Regions from separate parts of the Mus musculus genome. Here region 1 is linked to region 2. The links are chromatin loops, found by intact Hi-C in ENCODE. Cell type or tissue: heart. All regions are shown on one strand. Each heading gives the region's core, and the rest is flanking DNA. Links, peaks and the distances in the headings are about the cores only. Region 1 holds the start of Hs3st3b1 (heparan sulfate (glucosamine) 3-O-sulfotransferase 3B1). Region 2 holds the start of Gm30305 (a long non-coding RNA gene).

Region 1 (8,492 bases), core at 2,775-5,274, 790 kb before region 2:
AGGAACTCCAGCAATGCCCGCGTGCCGCCCTTCTTCACCCCGATGATGATGGCCTGCGGCAGCTGCTTGCTCCCAGCGCCGCTGAAGAAGCTGGAGATGGGACTGGGGGAGTCCGGCGCCTCTGGACTCTGCTCCTCCTGGCTCCCAGCGCCTACTGTCTTATCCTTGCCTGCAGCCAGCGAATTGGCCGGAGGTGCCCGGAAGGGCATCTTAGGGGATGTCTCATTCGGAGCTGTGACCAGGGCTGGCTGAGCGTGAGTAGCGCGGGACCCCGAGCCCAGGAGCAGCAGGCCGGGAGCGGCGGTACAGGAGCCGGCGCACGAGTACAAAAACATGTACAGCCAGATGCAAAGCATGGCGAAGAGCAGCGCGAGCTTCCTCCTCACCGGCGGCGGGGGCGGCGGCGGCTGCGGCAGGAACCGGCCCGGGACATCGAGACAGGACCGGCCGCCGCTCAGGCGCTGCCCCATACGCGGCCCGCGGGCGCGGCCAGGGGCATGGCTCAGCACATGGCAGGAGTCCCGCCGGAACAGAGAGCACCGCGACGGTCCCCTGCCACTTTGAGCCCGGAGTGATTCGGTTTATTGCCCTCCTGCGCGCGCGGCTGCCGAGGCTGCGGCTCTTCCCCGGGTGGCGGCGGCGGTTGCAGCGGCGACGGCTCTTGACATGATGCCCACGAGAAGCCGGGGTTGGAAAGCTAAGTCCAGGCGACGGGAACTGTGAGCAGACGCGCTGTCAGTTACGCTGTGCCCCGCACTCAGTAACTCTGGACGGGGCGCACGACAGCTCGCCGGGGCTGCCTCCTCGCAGCCAGGAGATTGAGAGCAGCCCCGGCGCTTGCCCGCTGAGGCTGCGGCGGAGAACTGCGCAGGAAGAGAGCCCAGCACTGAGGTGGAGTGGGCGGTCCCGGCCTTCCGAGTGACGGGCTGCGCTACCTACCAGGAGGCGCGAGCAGCATGCAAATGCCGGAGCTTCACCCAAGTCGAAACAGCCAATCGTCTCTCGGAACGTGGGGGTGTGGAAAGGGTTCGCGAAGGGGGGTAGAGCAGTATGGGGTTGCTATTGGCTTCAGAATTCAAGGGGCGGGTTCAGGGAGGCGAGGCCATCGGCTGGTGACAGGAGCAGATGGTGAGGATGCTGGAGTGACCCAACGCTGAAAGAGGTCCCACCCGGTTGAGTGGCGCTCTCTTATACACGCGCGCTTTTCCACACTCGCTTCTGAGGCCAGTCTTGGCTATAGTTGCCTATGTGACAAAGATGCCAGTCCTCATCCAAGGGTCCCGCCATCCGGCTCCTGAGTGTAAAAGCTGCAGAAAAGAGACAGGGATGGAAGAGGGAAAGCCGACCAGACGTGTTTCCAGCCCCACCCGCAAACCCAGTTTCATAATCGGGGCTCAGGGAAGGGCCTCCAACAGACCCTGATTTAGGAAGTTTAAGTAGGGAAAACCTCGGCGGAAGTCACTAACTTTCCCGCTCTCTCAATATTGTCCAGAATGGTCTCCCTGTGCCTGGCGCTTAATAGGGACAGACGTAAACACTATCTCACTCTTTCCAAACTCTCCTGAAAAGGCCTGGGGGGTGAACAGAGAGAAGGAAGGTTGTTTAGTTTAAAGACACTAGTTGAAACTTAAAGTCACATGTCGGAGTTTTATATGGGTATCTGTTCCTTGGCATCATTAATTTGATAGATGTTCTAACTTCTTTCTCTTGAACAAACAATTAAGCCGGCATCCGCCCCTGCTTAGAAGATTGGTTGGGTTTCTGACCTATGACTCTGTACTGAATCCTAGGCGTTTTCCCCCAATAACTTTTTTTTAAGTCGAATGTTGATATGGGGTAAATTCAGGAGTAGTGACTAGCACTTATTTAATGGTGAAAATCCACTCCGAGGCTTCCTTGTTTCGCACCTTTGTCCAGGGGGGCGGCCCGGAAAGGGGTCTTCTCAGAAACTGTCAGCTCTGGTGAGGGAAGCTCGGGCGCTGATGCCTGGCCAAATTTCTGCGCTGGCGATCGGAGTTAGGAAAGTCGGGATGGGGACGTTCACCCAAGTGGCGGCTTGAGAGCCTTTCGGTGCCTGGAATCCATTTTCCGCAAGACCGAAAGGCCTCCAACGCCAGGCTGCGTGCGGTTCCGGGACAGAATTTTCATTCCTTCCGACCCCCGTGCAGGCCGCGGGGACGCAGGAGGTGACTCACTCTGCGGCCACAGGCGCCTTGCACTTCCCGGTGGGCACCGGCGGGCGAAGCGGAACCGATCTTATCCTTTCTCCCTTTACTCAACTATTTGAGACAGTGTGGGGGTAATCAGAGTGCATACTGTCTCCCTCCCGGAATTAATGTCCCCAAGTGCCCAGAGCTCTTGCTGCTCCTCCACGGTCCGGCTTCCGGACGGTAGAGCCAAGCTAAAAAAGTAGGTTTGAGTTGTGCACCTCGGATTTGAAGTGCATCCTAGCCATAGCGGTGACCAAAGATGACAGAGCGGCCGCCACCGGACCTCTGCGCTCTTGCTATACTCTTTTGACATCCCTATGTGTCTAGCCCAAGACAATTTCCTACAAAACGGTTGAGAGGGAAATCATTTAGTCGGAGGACACTTTTCTTTCTTCTCCTTTATTGCAGCTGTTAGGATTTCTAGGGTTTCCACACCCCTCCCCACCGCCGTCGCTGAGATGTGGGTTCTTCGAAGTGATTTAATAGTCCTCATTAAAAAAAAAAAAAAGTTAATCAGTCAATGTAGGAACAAATGCATCTCTGAGCACTAGTCCGGCTTTTTGTTTTCAGTTCGAGAAGGAAAGATCAGGGTCTCCGACCGGCGCCTTTTCAAGTTCTCGTTATTTAGATGGGAAGGAAGTTGCTGATTTGAAAGTGGTGAATTGCAGTTCCCACGTGGCTCCCTGAAGGCCTGACTACGTGTAAATAGAAATGGTCCCTGTCCTGTGGGTTAGCAAAGGCCATTAAGTGAGCGATTACACATCGAGACCACCGGATATATTTGGAGTCTCTTTTTCCGGGGGTGGAGGGAGGAAGCCAACGAGTGGAAGCAAAGACGTGGGCGTCGGAAATTGCCAAAAGTGTGGCGCTGAGCTGAGCGCCTAAGGGCTAAATCGCAGCCTGGCCTACTAGGTCCGGTTGCGGAGAACAATAGGGGAGTTCTCTCTATGCCCCAAGCCAGGGCCTCGGCCGTCCAAGGTCAGCGGGTGGGCGGGGTCAGAATTTGCAGTTCGGAGCAAGTTGCAGGCTGCGACTGCACGCTTTGGTCCTTTGGCCTTCAAACTCCCCAGGAGCTATCCTGGAGTGACTTGGGAGTTACTCCTGTGCCATAGCTTCCCTCGTTCAGACCTCAGCAGATGCCATTTCTTGCTTGGCCTTACACACCAAATGCGAAGCCTGAGATTCGATCTTGGGCAGAGCTGATGCCAATCTGACTGGAACCCCCTACCTTTATCTATCGTTCCTGGGTATCCAACAAGTGCTACCACCAGAACCAGAAAAAGAAAAAAAAATGCCCTCCAATAAACTTATCCACAATGCTTACTCTTTGGAAAATATGTTAAGGGGAGAATTCAGCTTCAGCACACCTGAGGTTTATGTCTTATTTGGGTTCGTTTATTCATGGTTACCTAATGAGAGCGAGTACCCAGTCTAATCTGCAAGGCAGTGGTGGTCCTTGCCTTCTTTCCCTGGGTCCTGTAGCTAGCAACCTGTTGTGACTCCAAACTTTCTAAAAAGGAATGGCCTGAGCTAAGATTCCAGCAGAACACGCTCTCCGGCTTCCATCCTAGCAGCTGCGCCTGACCCGCCTCCTTTCTGATGGCTTCGCCCTCCCATCCCCCGCTTGTCCCGGCGGAACGGCAGAGAAGGCATTTCCTGGGCGGCCTGAACCGGTGGCCCAGAGCCCCAGTTCCTGCCACCGGAACCCTCTGCATTGCCCGCTGCCAGCTCTGCCGCCCCTGGAACTGAGCAGCTGCGAGCCGGATCTGGAGGGACTGGCTGTGAGCGCGGCCGCGGGTACCCTGCCCGCCCACCAGGGAGCGCTCCGACCTGCGCTACTGCTGGACTGTTGGCTGCGGCAATCTGGTTTCAGCAGAGCGGGGCGGAGAGGCTTCAACTTTGGCTTAGATTCGGCACCTAAGGCTGCTGGCGCCTCCTGGACGTCACAGGCGCCAGTGTCCTCTCTGTTTCCCCAAAAGGCTATAGGCGCCGCAGCCTAGAAGCTAAGCATAGGATGGGGAGGATGGGTAAGGAATTCCTGGAGATGGCGGTGGGGGGTAGGGGTGGAGGCAGTGGCTGACCAATAGGCTAGAAAAGCTTCAGTCCCCAAGTCCCACTGTGAGAGGCAACATCAGCCCCCACGGAGAGCTGAGCCTGGATTCTGAGTAAATAAAGTCTGGGGTCTTTGAGTGACTCAGCTGCCAGCCTCGCTAGGGATGCGAGTTCTCATTTCATAAGGGGGGAAAAAAAGTGTGATGCTCAGATTGAATTTATGACGTGAGGGTTAAGTGATGCGCTGATTCCGTAGTTTTCCTGCACCATGAACAGCACCCTGGGCCGGGGTCCTCCCCGCCCACCCTACCCTGTACCCTGGAGACCTGGGCAAGGCATGGGAAGTGAGAGAACCCAGGAATTTCCTGAGCCTTTCAGGATGGATGTTTCCCTGCTCTGGAAGTCACAGTTTCTGTCAGGATGTCCTCTAGCTATAGCTTGGTTGTCAGCAGGCCCTACCAGGAGGTCTTCTCAGGTGGAAGACCTTCACAGCTGGGACTCTCCGGCTGATTAAAGAGTTCTGTGATTATACTTTCGTCAGGCCTCCCAGTTGGAAGGAGTGATTCTTCCCGTGTGGACACTGACCTGTGCTCCAGCAGATCTGCACTGCTTCTATAATCTGCCTCCCTGCTACCTGCCTGCCTGCGGGACTGGTCAAAGTCAAAGTCAAGTCGCTCTCCTGAGCCGCAGAAGATCAGGCCATAGATTTGTCTTCAGCCCTTCCTCTTAGAAGCAGACCCTCCCCACATATAAACACACACACACCATCATCATCATCGTCATCATCATCATCATCATCGTCCCCACCACTTCTGTCTTCGGTTCTCCCGGGGATGCCCTTCACTAATGGATGGACAGAAGTCTGAAAAAAAAAAAAAAAAAACTAATCTCATTTAATTTTTCCACTAGAAACTTCCTATGGAGACAAAGTTGTGCTACAACCCTACTATGTGTCTACAGGACACCCAGCTCCCCACTGTCTAAAACAAGCTTTCTTTATTTGTTTGTTTGGCTTTTGTTTGTTTTGTTTTGTTTGTTGAGACATGGCCTCACTAGGTATGTAGTCCTGGCTCTCCTGGAACTCACTCTGTAGACCAGGTTGGTCTTGAACTCACAGAGATCCTCCTGCCTCTGCCTCTTGAGTGCCCGATTTAAAAAAGTGCGAGGGGGAGCTTTAACACTCTACAACAAGACAAGGGTTTCTGGAACATCTCTGAGACCACATGGACGGCAGGGCATTGAGCTTCTCCAACAGGTCCGCCTTGCCTTCTGTCCCTGCTTTCACTGTAGAGGAAGCTGCGGGCTCCCTGGAGCGAGCCCAGTAAGCACTTTCTAGCCCAAGGATATCTCTTTCCCAACAACCAGCTGAGAGCAAGCTATTCATCCAGCTGCCTTTTCTGATTGCAGAGTCCCTATAGAGAGAGAGCAGTGGGGCGGGGCTTAAGGGCGGTCCTGTCACAGGGCATCCTCTGCTGATTGGCTGAAATCATGTCTGCTCCAGAGCCTCCTATGGGGTCAGGAAAGGGTGAAAGGTGTGGACCCATGTCTCAATTCCACTTCTGCCCTCTGCCCAAACTTGCTTCCTGACCCTTCTGCAGTTGGGGAAGGGTGAACAGGGCACCTGCACACTTCACGGGACCCATCTGTGCCTACCATTTCTGGCATGGTTCATACCAGCAACCCCGGCCTATTCCTATACGGTTTCCACAGCAATATCTGTGTACAGTTTCTATCCTCGCACCTGTTAGTTCATCTGTGTCGAACTACCTTTACTTGTTAAGGATGGAAAATCACATAGCTCCTGAAAAAGTAAAAAGTCAAATGTACAAGAAATATAGATTATGTCTCTTTCAGAACCAAACCAGACACAGCCATACTTGCTAAGTACACAGTCTAATACAGTTCTCTACATGTATTTTTTATGTGTTTGAATGTTTTGCCCGCATGTATGTACATGTACCATGTGGGTGCCTGGTGCCCACGGAAGTCAGAAGAAGGCAACAGACCTCCCGGAACTGTGGATAGAAATAGTTATGAACCACCATGAGGGGGCTGGGAACAAGCAACAGGTGTTTTTAATCGCTGGTACATCTCTCCAGCCCTGCACTTCATTTTTAAAAGCTGGGAGTATTAAATAGCAACTCTACCCTGACATGGGTGACCATGGCCTATCAGTTTGTGTATATAGGTAACTTCAGTGCTACACTATTGTTACGGTTGATGGCCAGTATTGATAGGGTATTAACTAAAGACCCACAGTTTGCATTAGGCTTTGGCCTCAGTGTAGAACATTCTGTGAGGTTTGACAAGTGGATAATGGCAAGAATCCATCATTATTAAGAACCTACAGAACAGGTTCCTGCCCTAAAAGACCAGTATTCCGACACTGCCCTCCTTCATGAACTTTTAACGTCTTTATAATTTCTTTTTTTTTTTTTCTCCCCAGATGTCACTACAGGGGCTTCTGTGTTTTCCTGAGCATCAGTACCTAACCCTATGTCATTAAAGATGCATGATCTTGGGAGCTGATGGAGCCATGAAGCTTCAGCCTCATGGCCCCTCCCCCATCTCTCTGGCCACTTGAGATATAGCATCACTCCCTCCAGAGGAGAAAGCAATGAGGCCCCACTGTAAGAGGACACCCACCAGACTCCTACCAGTGCCTCTGCTTCCGAATGGTTCCACCACCTAATGATGAAACAAATCATCGTAACTTGAAGTCACTAACTTGAGGCTTTACATTCATTCATTCATTCATTCATTCATTCATTCAGGGGTAGTATGCACACGTGCCGTAGCATTCATGTGGAAGTCTGAGGACAACTTTCAGGAATTGGTTCTCTCCCTCTTCCATGTGGGTCCCAGGTATCATATCTTGGTTCTCATGCCCAGCAGCTAGCATCCTTACCCTCTGAGCACTGGGCTTTGAAGTCATTGAATTTTGAAGTAGCTGAAAACTGGAACAGAGCATACCCTCAAGTATAGAAGAAACTTTTTTTTTTTTCAAATTATTTGTCTCACGTAAATGTGATCTCAGGGGTGTATGTCTGACACGGCGCTCTGTCCTTCATTTCCTTCTATCTACCTATAAAACTCTTCTGTTTAAAGGATCAAATCTTCAATTACGGTGGACTGTTTTTCAAAGGTTTATTTTATTTTAATTTTATGAGTATGAGTATTTGCCTGTATGTATATGTACAGTGTGTCCAACAGAGGCCACAAAACGGTGTCATGGAGCTGGCCCTACAGACACGTATAAGCTGCCATGTGGGTATGGGGACCTGAACTTGAGTCCTCTCTGAGGGCAGTCAGTGCTCCTAGCTACCCAGCCATGTCTCCAGCCAGTGGCCGTATCACCAGAATGGCAGCTCTCTGCATTCATTCTGTTCTACTTGCTCTATTTACTCTTGCATTTTTTTTATTTTTTTAAAGATTTATTTATTTATTTTATGTATGTGACTGTACTTACTGTAGCTGTACAGATGGTTGTAAGCCTTCATGTGGTTGTTGGGAATTGAATTTTTTTATGACCTCTGCTGGCTCTGGTCAACTCCACTCGCTCTAGTCGTCCTCACTTGCACCGACCCAAAGATTTATTTATTATTATACATAAGTACACTGTAGCTGACTTCAGACGCACCAGAAGAGGGTGTCAGATTTCATTACGGGTGGTTCTGAGCCACCATACAGTTGCTAGGATCTGAACTCAGGACCTTCGGAAGAGCAGTCAGTGCTCTTACCCGCTGGGCCATCTCAACAGCCCTATTGTTGCGTTTATTTCATGTGCATCTATAGCAGCTGGGTGGTTCTTTTTGCTGGCCCTACTTAGGTACTCCCTCACCTGTGCTGCTGAGAGGCCACACCCTCCTGGGCTTAAGGGCTTTCTTGCAGAATGTATTACTGTATTTATTAGTCACAGTTCTGCTTTCTATGTCTCCTCTTTCTGCTAGGTCCCCTGCTTTGTTCTGTCTTCCCTGGGCCCCTCAGTGGGGATACCTCCTGCTTACTGAGGCTGTGCCCTGCAGCGGGGTAGTCCTGAGTCCAGGGGCAGCCTCTGTTGCTGTGTGCCTTTGGGAAGGCAGTGTTGTCATTCTATGGAGTGGTCAACAGGTCAACAGTGCTCTGTGCTCTCCCACTAAGCCCCAGGACCAGCCCTGCTACTTACTTCTCTCTTAGGAGAATCTTGGAGCTGAACACGTCTGAGATAGCATGTTTCCAGAGTCCAAGGAA
Region 2 (8,492 bases), core at 2,050-4,549:
GCTCATTCATCCAACATCATTCGACAAATATCTCTAACCCTCATTGATGGTGATCTTGGAGACTTTCCAGGGCTCTCTAGGGAGGACCAGTGCTGTCTTCTGCAGTGACCCATTCCAGAAGCCCAGCTGTCTCTGTTTCCTTCTTTTTCTTTCCTTCCTTCTTCCTTACATAATTCCTTCTTTTTTTCCTGGTAAGTTTTGATATATTGCCCAAGCTGGCATCAAATTTATGTGCTCAAGCAATCCTCCACTGCAGTCTCTCCAGTAGCTCTAACCACAGGCACACGCCCTCACGATAGCCAGATGTCTCCATTTGTTTGTGGTTTTCTCTACTCTCCTTCTACTGCCAAGTCAGTCTACCATATAGTTTTCCAAAAATTCTTTAGAATTCTGATCTGCTGATTAAATCTCTTTTTCCAGAACCTTCTATCCTGTAAGGACATATTACCCTGTTCCCGTTCCGCTAGTTTTTCTCCAAGGTGGAGGAGTAGAAAAGTGTGTGCAAGTGCTTAGTTTGTCATTGTGATATAGTTGTGAAGTTCTAAGTTTGATTTGTTTCTTGCTTTCTAGAATTTTCTGAATAAATTTCCAAGACAGGCATGGGCATTCCAGGATATCCAAAAATTTTGAGCACCTTTTCTCATAAACAATAGCTGGGTATAAAATTATGATCTCACTGTATTCTCATCTCAGAATTCTCTAAGTGCTGTCTCCCTGTTTCTGAAGTTACCACTGATGAAAAACTGCCTTGACTTCCGTTGGCTTGGATACTTAGATTTTCCCCACATAGCATCACATTTTACAAAGCATTTTCAGAATGTAGCTCATGTGGGTTTTTTTTCACAACCTTGTTTCACACCTCTTATTCTCATTCAATGCAGAAGAGATAACCTCTGCCCGTTTTTACTGCCTATACACTTTCTCTAAAATATCCCAGCTTCTAATAAATTTTTTCTTTGGGTACTGCACATTTCTTTGATGAAACTATAGGCCCTCTATCACCCCATCTTTAGGCTGAGCTGTCAAATAAAGTGTCATTCTCTTATGAGCTTCCAATATGCCCTTCCATACATCCTTTCAAAGTACTCAAGGAGGGGTCAAAGATTTCTGTATGTAACTTAGACACTTATTTGTTTCAATAATACTCTAACAGCTCTATCTATTTAATATACCCTTATGATTCCCTGCTGCAGGGACATGGGATAAGTTCTTCCTCATGCCTCAGCCATAGTCTACCTGGCGTCTTCTTAGGTTTCTCTACTCTTCCTGTGATATTCTCTCCTTCACCTGTACACACTCAGGCAATGCCATCTCCTCAGATGGAATTCTCTACTGTCTTTACCACTTCCCATGGGGTCTTATCTCTAACCTGGCTCCCTCATTCCAGTCCATTTAATGACTCATTAACACATTACATTCAACATGTACAATGCACAACTGGCTATTCGATCTATGTCTGAGGTTCCTTCTCAGAAAATGGCATTTAACTGTTCCAACATGGTCACCTGCTTGTCATTCTTGCTTTCTCCCACATACTCATATCAGATGGCTTGATGAATCATCTCTTACTTGCACCCATCTCATGACCATTTCTCTGGCTTAGACTACATTGGCATCCCAGAATCCTGTAGTGGTCTCCTAACTGATCTTTTTCATTAGTCTTCCTCTCCTGCTATTCATTGTCCTCATGATCTCTAGGGACTCCCGTTTTAAAAAAAAAAATACACATTAAAAAATACACATAAAGAAGCCTTTATCTTCTTATGGCATCGTCCTTACTTAGAAGTGACACTGTATTTATCCTCCTTTTCAGTTTCTATATATGGCTGAAGTGATTCATATAAACAATCCTCTCTTCTGGAAATCACTCTCTGCTTTGCTTGTGCCTTATCAGCTCAATCTTTGTTGTTGTCGTTGTTGCTGTTGATATTCTAACTTTACAGAGATGGTTTCTGTCACAACAATGGGTAGCATTTTCTTTCCATTTTTGTTATTTGAAGATTCACTTTATTTTTATTTATGTATATGTCTGTGTATGTGTGCACATGGGTATATGCACATAGATGTCATACCTGCAGAGGCTAGAAGAGGGCGTCTGAGCACCCTGGAGCTGGAGTTAGGAGTAGTGAGCCCCCCAGCGTGGGTACTGGGATCTGAACCTAGGCTCTCCATAAGAGCAGCGAGTGCTTGGAACTGCTGGCTCATCTCTCCAACCCCGGCCCTTTGGTTTTGAGACTTTATCCAGGCAGTTACTTCAGCCTGGGTGACAACTTCCCTTCTCACCCATCAAGCCACATTTTTCTCCTAATACCTACATACTCTTCAAGCTGGCAAAAATGATGATTTCTGGAAAGTCTCCACTGATTCTCCCCAAGCCAATCAACACTGCCTCTGGCAGCCTTTCCCTTCTGGTACAGCGCTTTACACAGTGAGCTCTTGCGTGTGTTCTGCCTCTAAGGTAGACTCTGCTGCCTTCTACTTCAGTGATTGTTTGGTGTGCTATGGCAAGCTATCATCAGGCCACATCTGTCTCGACAGTTTAAAGTGTATATATCCAGTCTGCATTTGTCTGTAGACAATCCCCTAACTTCAACTCCAAACCATTTTGTAACTGCTACCCTGGTTCCATAGAGCTTTTCAACTTTGATAAGAAAACCAGTAAGAAAATTTCTCTCCTTTCCCTTCCCTTCCCTTCCCTTCCCTTCCCTTCCCTTCCCTTCCCTTCCCTTCCCTTCCCTTCCCTTCCCTCTTTTATTCAACCTCTCCTCTGGTCTATTCACCCTCATGGATGCACTCTAAGTTCTGTTTGAGGCATGTTAACTCTAATTTAAAAATCTCTCAGCTGTAAGAAAAGAGAAAGAAAAGAAATCCATTTTCTCTTTGCTGAAATTGAGATCCACTGCTAGTTGTAGGAAGGGCAATCAGGAGAGTTGGCCTTCAGCATTTGGCTGTCCTTGGGTTCAGACCTATGTTCTTCTACCCTGTTTCCAACCCTGATCTGTGTAGATCATGAGCAATGAGCTTGTTTGCCCTGCTGTGTGTGATTTCAGGCTGCTGAGCTGTTATCAAAGGAACGTTTGCAACTGGTGCTTCTCCAGGGCCCACACTTAAGTCACTGTCTTAAGGTTACAGGGGTCTCTGTCAGGTGTCCTTCACCTCCCACTGCAGCCCTGACATCTCCTGCACCGACAGACACTGGCCTCCCTATTTGCCCCTTCACTCTGAACTGTGAAAGTGCTTAAGGTTCTAAAATGCAGTTAGCAACCATCAATAACTCCTAAGTCAGGTAGAAGTCTGTTCATTCTTAGTCGTTTAACTGAGAACTTAAAATCATCTTAACCCATTTAGGAAAAAAACATAATCTTACATTAATGGCACTTATCTCATTCCTAGTATGCCACAAATTATGTAATTCCTGTGTGTGAGAAACTTGAACAGCCCACGATGCCTTTACATTGGGGCTCCCCCTACTGGTCAGCAGTGGGCCTGTCTGAGGAACCACTCCTCTGGAGGAGAACCCGGAAGCTTCAGCAAAAGCCCAGAGGCTGGACACTAAGAAAAAGGGGGAACCCAACTGGGGCTGGACACCAGGAAAAATGAGTGTGCCTGGGCTAGGTTAAAATGTTTTTATCTTACCTGGTTAATTCAAAGGTCTAAGTGCCCTCAGCATTTCTTAGTGATCTGACAAAGAATTTGCACCTATCAGTTCCTGTTGGAGCCCATGGATGGTCTAACCTTGGTCTGGACTCTGAAAGAGCAGTATAGGAGCCTCCAGAGAAAGAAAGGATTGAGGATACACGGAGAGGAGAGTACTGACTGCCGATTGTAACTGGCTGCTGCCCCTGGAGTCGAGAGGCTGGATCAACCCGTACTTATGAGCAGAGCTCTCTGGGAAAAACACGCGCGTGTTTCTCACGTTCCTTAAAGGAGATAAATTGAGACAATTTAATACCCAATCAAATCTTAATGATTTTACCTTCCATACTGTGCACGATAACTTCAAAGCTGTAGTCTAGTCAGTATATTTTGACTTGAAATTTGGTATTATGAAGTTTAGACCACAAGAAGGTATAGGCTAGTGGCCAATGAGATGGCTCAGAGGGCAAGGATGCTTGCTGCCAACCCTGAAGACCAAATTCAATCCTTAGAGCCCATATCGTGGGTAGGTAGAACTGAGCCTGGCAAGTTGTCCTCAGCCCTACCTTCATATTGCACACAAATAAATGTGGAAACAAATGTTAAAGAAGGGGGCATGCTGTTTAGGATCAAAAGCTTTGATGAGAAATAGGAGAATAAATCTCTTCCCCGGGCTTGTGGTGCTCTCACCATAAATGGTTTCTAAATCTGACCTTTATTTTCCAAGTTACCTCAGGCGACAAATCCAGAGAGTAATTACGATGTGTGTGTGCATGCGTGCACACACTATTTCAATAGTCATTGCTCTGTATGTACACAGATGTGTTTCCATTTGAGATTGCCATCAAAGTGTCATTAAGAAAATGCTTTAGAAATTATTAATTAGCTAAAATAATGTTTTCCTTGCATCAAATGGACAGGGATGTCGCCTAATTATCCTTTTGTTGTGGGTTAAATGCTTAGCAGTTTCCCTTATGTGAATTGGGCAAAGCCACGATTTTTCCTCATAAGCCTGCTCATTCAGTCTTAGATTGTCCTTTCATTTCACTTGAGACTTAACTGCGGATTAGGCCTCTTCAGAAAATATGAATATTTGAAAGAGCATTGGAACATTTCCACAGGACTGGGAGGTAACAACATTTAAAGGACAGAGTACATTGTTTTAAGCATTTTAGATTAAAGTGAGCTATCTTCGGACACATAAGCTGTAGACAAGTGACCTTTGTCCCACCTTCCCTTAGGCTAGCTGACACCCACAGCCCTGGAGTCTCTGTCTTATGGATATTTTTCAAGGAATATACTTTAGTCCTCTTTGGCTGTGCCTTATGCCCCTTCCAGTCAGTACAGTTAAAGTGAGAGATGCACAACCCATCTAAGTGTGGTGGAACACAGGAGTTGCAATCCCCGGACTCAGAAGGCAGAGAGGTTAAAAGTTCAGGGCCAGCCTGGACTGCTCAATCTCACACAACAAACAAACAAAGCTAACAGCACGAATCTCCTCTTCCTCTTAGCTGGGATGCAGACTGGCCAGTGAGAACAATTCCCAGAGTTTTGTGGCTGTGAATACAAAGGCAAGAAGGAGATGTCCTTTCTTACTTTGGAGCATCTCTGGGAGGCAACCAGGGTGTCAGCAAATAGTAATTGTGAACAGAGATGACACTGAACTCTGGCTGAGAAATGTAGGAACCAAGTATTTGAAGGAGGCTCAGGGTGAACCCGGTTTAGGGCTACATCTCAGCCCCACAAAGTGTCTTTGTTAGGGAGAGTGTGTGGATTTCTATCATTTGCTTTAGAGACACAGTTCCAACTAGTTACTAATAGAAATTTTGATAATAATGTGATTTCTATTTTTCATTCTGCTAACACTGTGTGTTCCATTTATGAATCTGTCTGTGTTGAAACATCCTCACATTACAGAGATAAAGCTTATTTGGTCATGGGACATGACTATTTTCATATACTGTTGAGTTCAGCCCTCTAGACTTTCACTGAGAATTTCTAATGTTTATGTTCACCAGGAATGCTATAGGAATCAAAATCTCAAAGTACCAACACTAAAACAGATCTGTTATCGATCTGTTATCTATCTATCTATCTATCTATCCATCCATCATCTCCCTATCCATCTATTTCAAACCTGTCATTCATCATAAATACAACTTTTATTTGTTTACTGTACTTTTAATAAACTAGAGAATGATAAGAACTATAGACATCTTTTAAAAAAAGAAATTTCAAAGCCTGAATCTTAAAGCCAGGGCATCAGAGTCCGCCCGGTGAGATGCACACCTAAGAGATCACTCCTGTCATATGAAGAAGCTGAGGGAGAGGAGCTGGGAATACCTGTGGGCCTTGACCTCCTCTGAATGTCAGAGTTGGAAACTAGATACATCCCAACATCCAATGATGTGACATCCATTGAACTATAGTCATGTTGAGCATTTCCAGTCAAGAATCTCCTCATACAGATCGAGCTAGGATGACATTCATTTTTGTTAAGCTCCTGTTATTAACAGATTATCCGTTGTTCTGGTATTTATTGCTCGAGTCTGATTTAAGGTGGAGGAACTCTGAAGAAATGATGAGGGCATAGCTGTTTAGACTAGAAGTGAGGTGCTTCTCCCATGCACACAATATGTGTTCTCCTTTGCCTTCTCTGTATTTCTCAGCTCTCAATCCTAGATGTTAAAATTCCACTGAAGAGACCCAGGGAAAGCACAGAGCTTAGGAGATAGCCTCTCACCTTCATAGACCACAATGTCTTTTTGTTGAGCAAAATGAAGCTTGACCCAAGAGGAAATACTCTGAATAACCCAGTAGGCAGGCTGGCACTGCCAGGGGCCATTTGACTATTGTTACTGCATCTGAAAATCAGGACTGTTGAGTTTCTGCAAGTAATCCCTCCTCGCGTTTCAGTACTATCGTATTTAATACAGTCCCTTGCTTCAGAGAAGGAAACGCTCTCGCTAATATGGGGATTCGCCCTGAGGCTCTGCCAAGTCTTCAATATAAAGTACCCGTTTGTGAGGCATCAATCTAAACAAGGAATTCCAAACATGTTCATAGTACTTGAAATTCAAGCAAATACAGATTGGCAAGATTATTATTCTGATATTCTTTTTGACCGGCTGCATTGTTCTCTCAAAGAGCTGCCGTGAAGGGGAAGTTTTAACAGGTTGATCGTCCTTTATTTCAAATGCCTGAGACCCAAATTGTAGATCTCTTTATTTTGGAACATTTTCTTCTCCACAATGAGATATCTCAGGGAAGAAATCCAACCCAAACAGGAGGTTCAATTATGTTTTACATAGGCCTTACCCATGAGGGCTGGATGCAATTTCATCAAATGGCTTGGTCTTCCTGGGCTTTGACTGGCATCTGCCAAGTGAGGTCAGGTACAGAAATTGCCTCTTGTGGCGTCACGCCTGGTGAAGACGCTTTGGATTGTGAGCATTTCTGATAGCAGACTAGGGCTGCAGAATGTAACTAGAAAATGGAAAGGAACCTTGAATGTGGCTTTGAGCTTTCTTCTTTAAAGCTGATATGTTCTGTATTTTATTGTCTTTCTGCCCTTTTACTCAGAGGATGGTTTGTGGGGGGGAAAGCCTTCAGGGAAGCACTGTCTCCCTGTCTCTGTATTTGCTCTGGTGTTCAAACAGCGGCACTCCCCAGACATTTAAAGCTGTGCTTTTCTTCCAGAAAATAGAATAGAGTAGATTCTTTAACATTACTTGAAATGTCAAAACAAATGCAGCAAATGAGAACAAGTAAGCAATTTTAGTATTAGGGAAGCCTTCTCAAACCACACTCCCTGACACTGTGCCTCTCCCTGGGGCTGTCTGTTGGGCACAGCCAGCTGGCTGTACTCAGTGAGTTCTCCTTCGCTGAGCAGCAAGATCTCCCTAAGGAGTAGTCAAGCCCATAGCCCCGAGGTGGCTAAACATTTATTTTCTATATACATTGATGACCACACAGCTGCATTCTATACTAGAGAGCAGAACACAGACCTTCCAGCCAAACACTGAACAATCAACTCATTCAGGAGTGGGCTCTTCCTATGAATGCATGAGAAAGTCCTCCAAGGCTCCTCGTGGTTATTAATAGGCGATAAAGAACTCTGAAGGGCACGGTTTTCTGTTCGTGCATTCATTATTTTGAGTTTAGTTTTCTAGTCTTACAGTGTGTAAGCAGCGAAAAACTGAGCTGCCTCTCATCCTGGATTTTTTTTTTCTTCAAGTATCTGATCCCCCTGTTCCCACCCCTACCCCCATCTCCTTAAAGTCTGACACAAACCATGAGGGCAAATACTATAGATGAGGTGATGGGCAAGTTGGAAGAAACAGAGATTGTTATCTGAAGATTTCCACAGAGGCCCCAAGCTGGGGCTGGGATGTTTTAAGAATTTCCCATGAGCTTGTCAGACTGGCTCCACGCTGACCTCAGCTCTTCAAGAGTTCTACACAACATTCCTCATCTTTGATGGGACACGGGCAAGTGGGGAAGAAAATATATGGCATGCTACTAAGAGCAGCGACATGATCGAATTTGTGTTAGGTGGAGCTTTTGTGTGTTGAGGAGAAATGACTCATAAGCTGACCAAGAAAGAACGGTTTGTAAGGATTCGTTCACGTCCTCATCTCTACAGAGTTCCCGCTGCTGAAGAAAATTCTGTTCTGCTCTAGAAAGCAAGTCACCAGGGGACTGACTGAGAGGCACCCGTAAAAATATCGACACGTGATTTCAGGGCCCTCCTCAACCCGCAGGCCCTGCTTGCCTGATGACAACTTAACCGCACGTGCCCCACTAACCAGTAATATCTTCTTAACCCTGTAAGCTCTCAGCAGTACCCAGAAACT

What was found. A loop is a pair of places that touch in the nucleus more often than their neighbours do. Peaks named below come from ENCODE experiments on the same cell type or tissue, not always from the same donor. Only the 100,000 strongest peaks of a DNase experiment are listed, where the experiment ranks them.
Region 1: a loop joins it to region 2, with 12 times the contacts of the local background. A loop is called at or near these places in 19 of 42 quality-filtered maps.

The regions. Positions count from the first base shown.
Region 1 is chr11:63,921,418-63,929,909 of GRCm38, forward strand. It overlaps Hs3st3b1 (heparan sulfate (glucosamine) 3-O-sulfotransferase 3B1), which reads right to left and starts at 867. Exons shown (of 2, transcript NM_018805.2): 1 at 1-867. The coding sequence starts at 470. In heart, for the core only: a CTCF peak has its summit at 4,025 (motif pointing right); DNase peaks (open chromatin) are centred at 3,144 and 3,884; H3K4me3 peaks cover 1,655 bases; H3K27ac peaks cover 943 bases; H3K27me3 peaks cover 1,609 bases.
Region 2 is chr11:64,715,404-64,723,895 of GRCm38, forward strand. It overlaps Gm30305 (a long non-coding RNA gene), which reads right to left and starts at 3,855. Exons shown (of 4, transcript XR_879925.1): 1 at 3,637-3,855. In heart, for the core only: no CTCF peak of the experiment used is centred there; a DNase peak (open chromatin) is centred at 3,488; H3K27ac peaks cover 313 bases; H3K27me3 peaks cover 315 bases.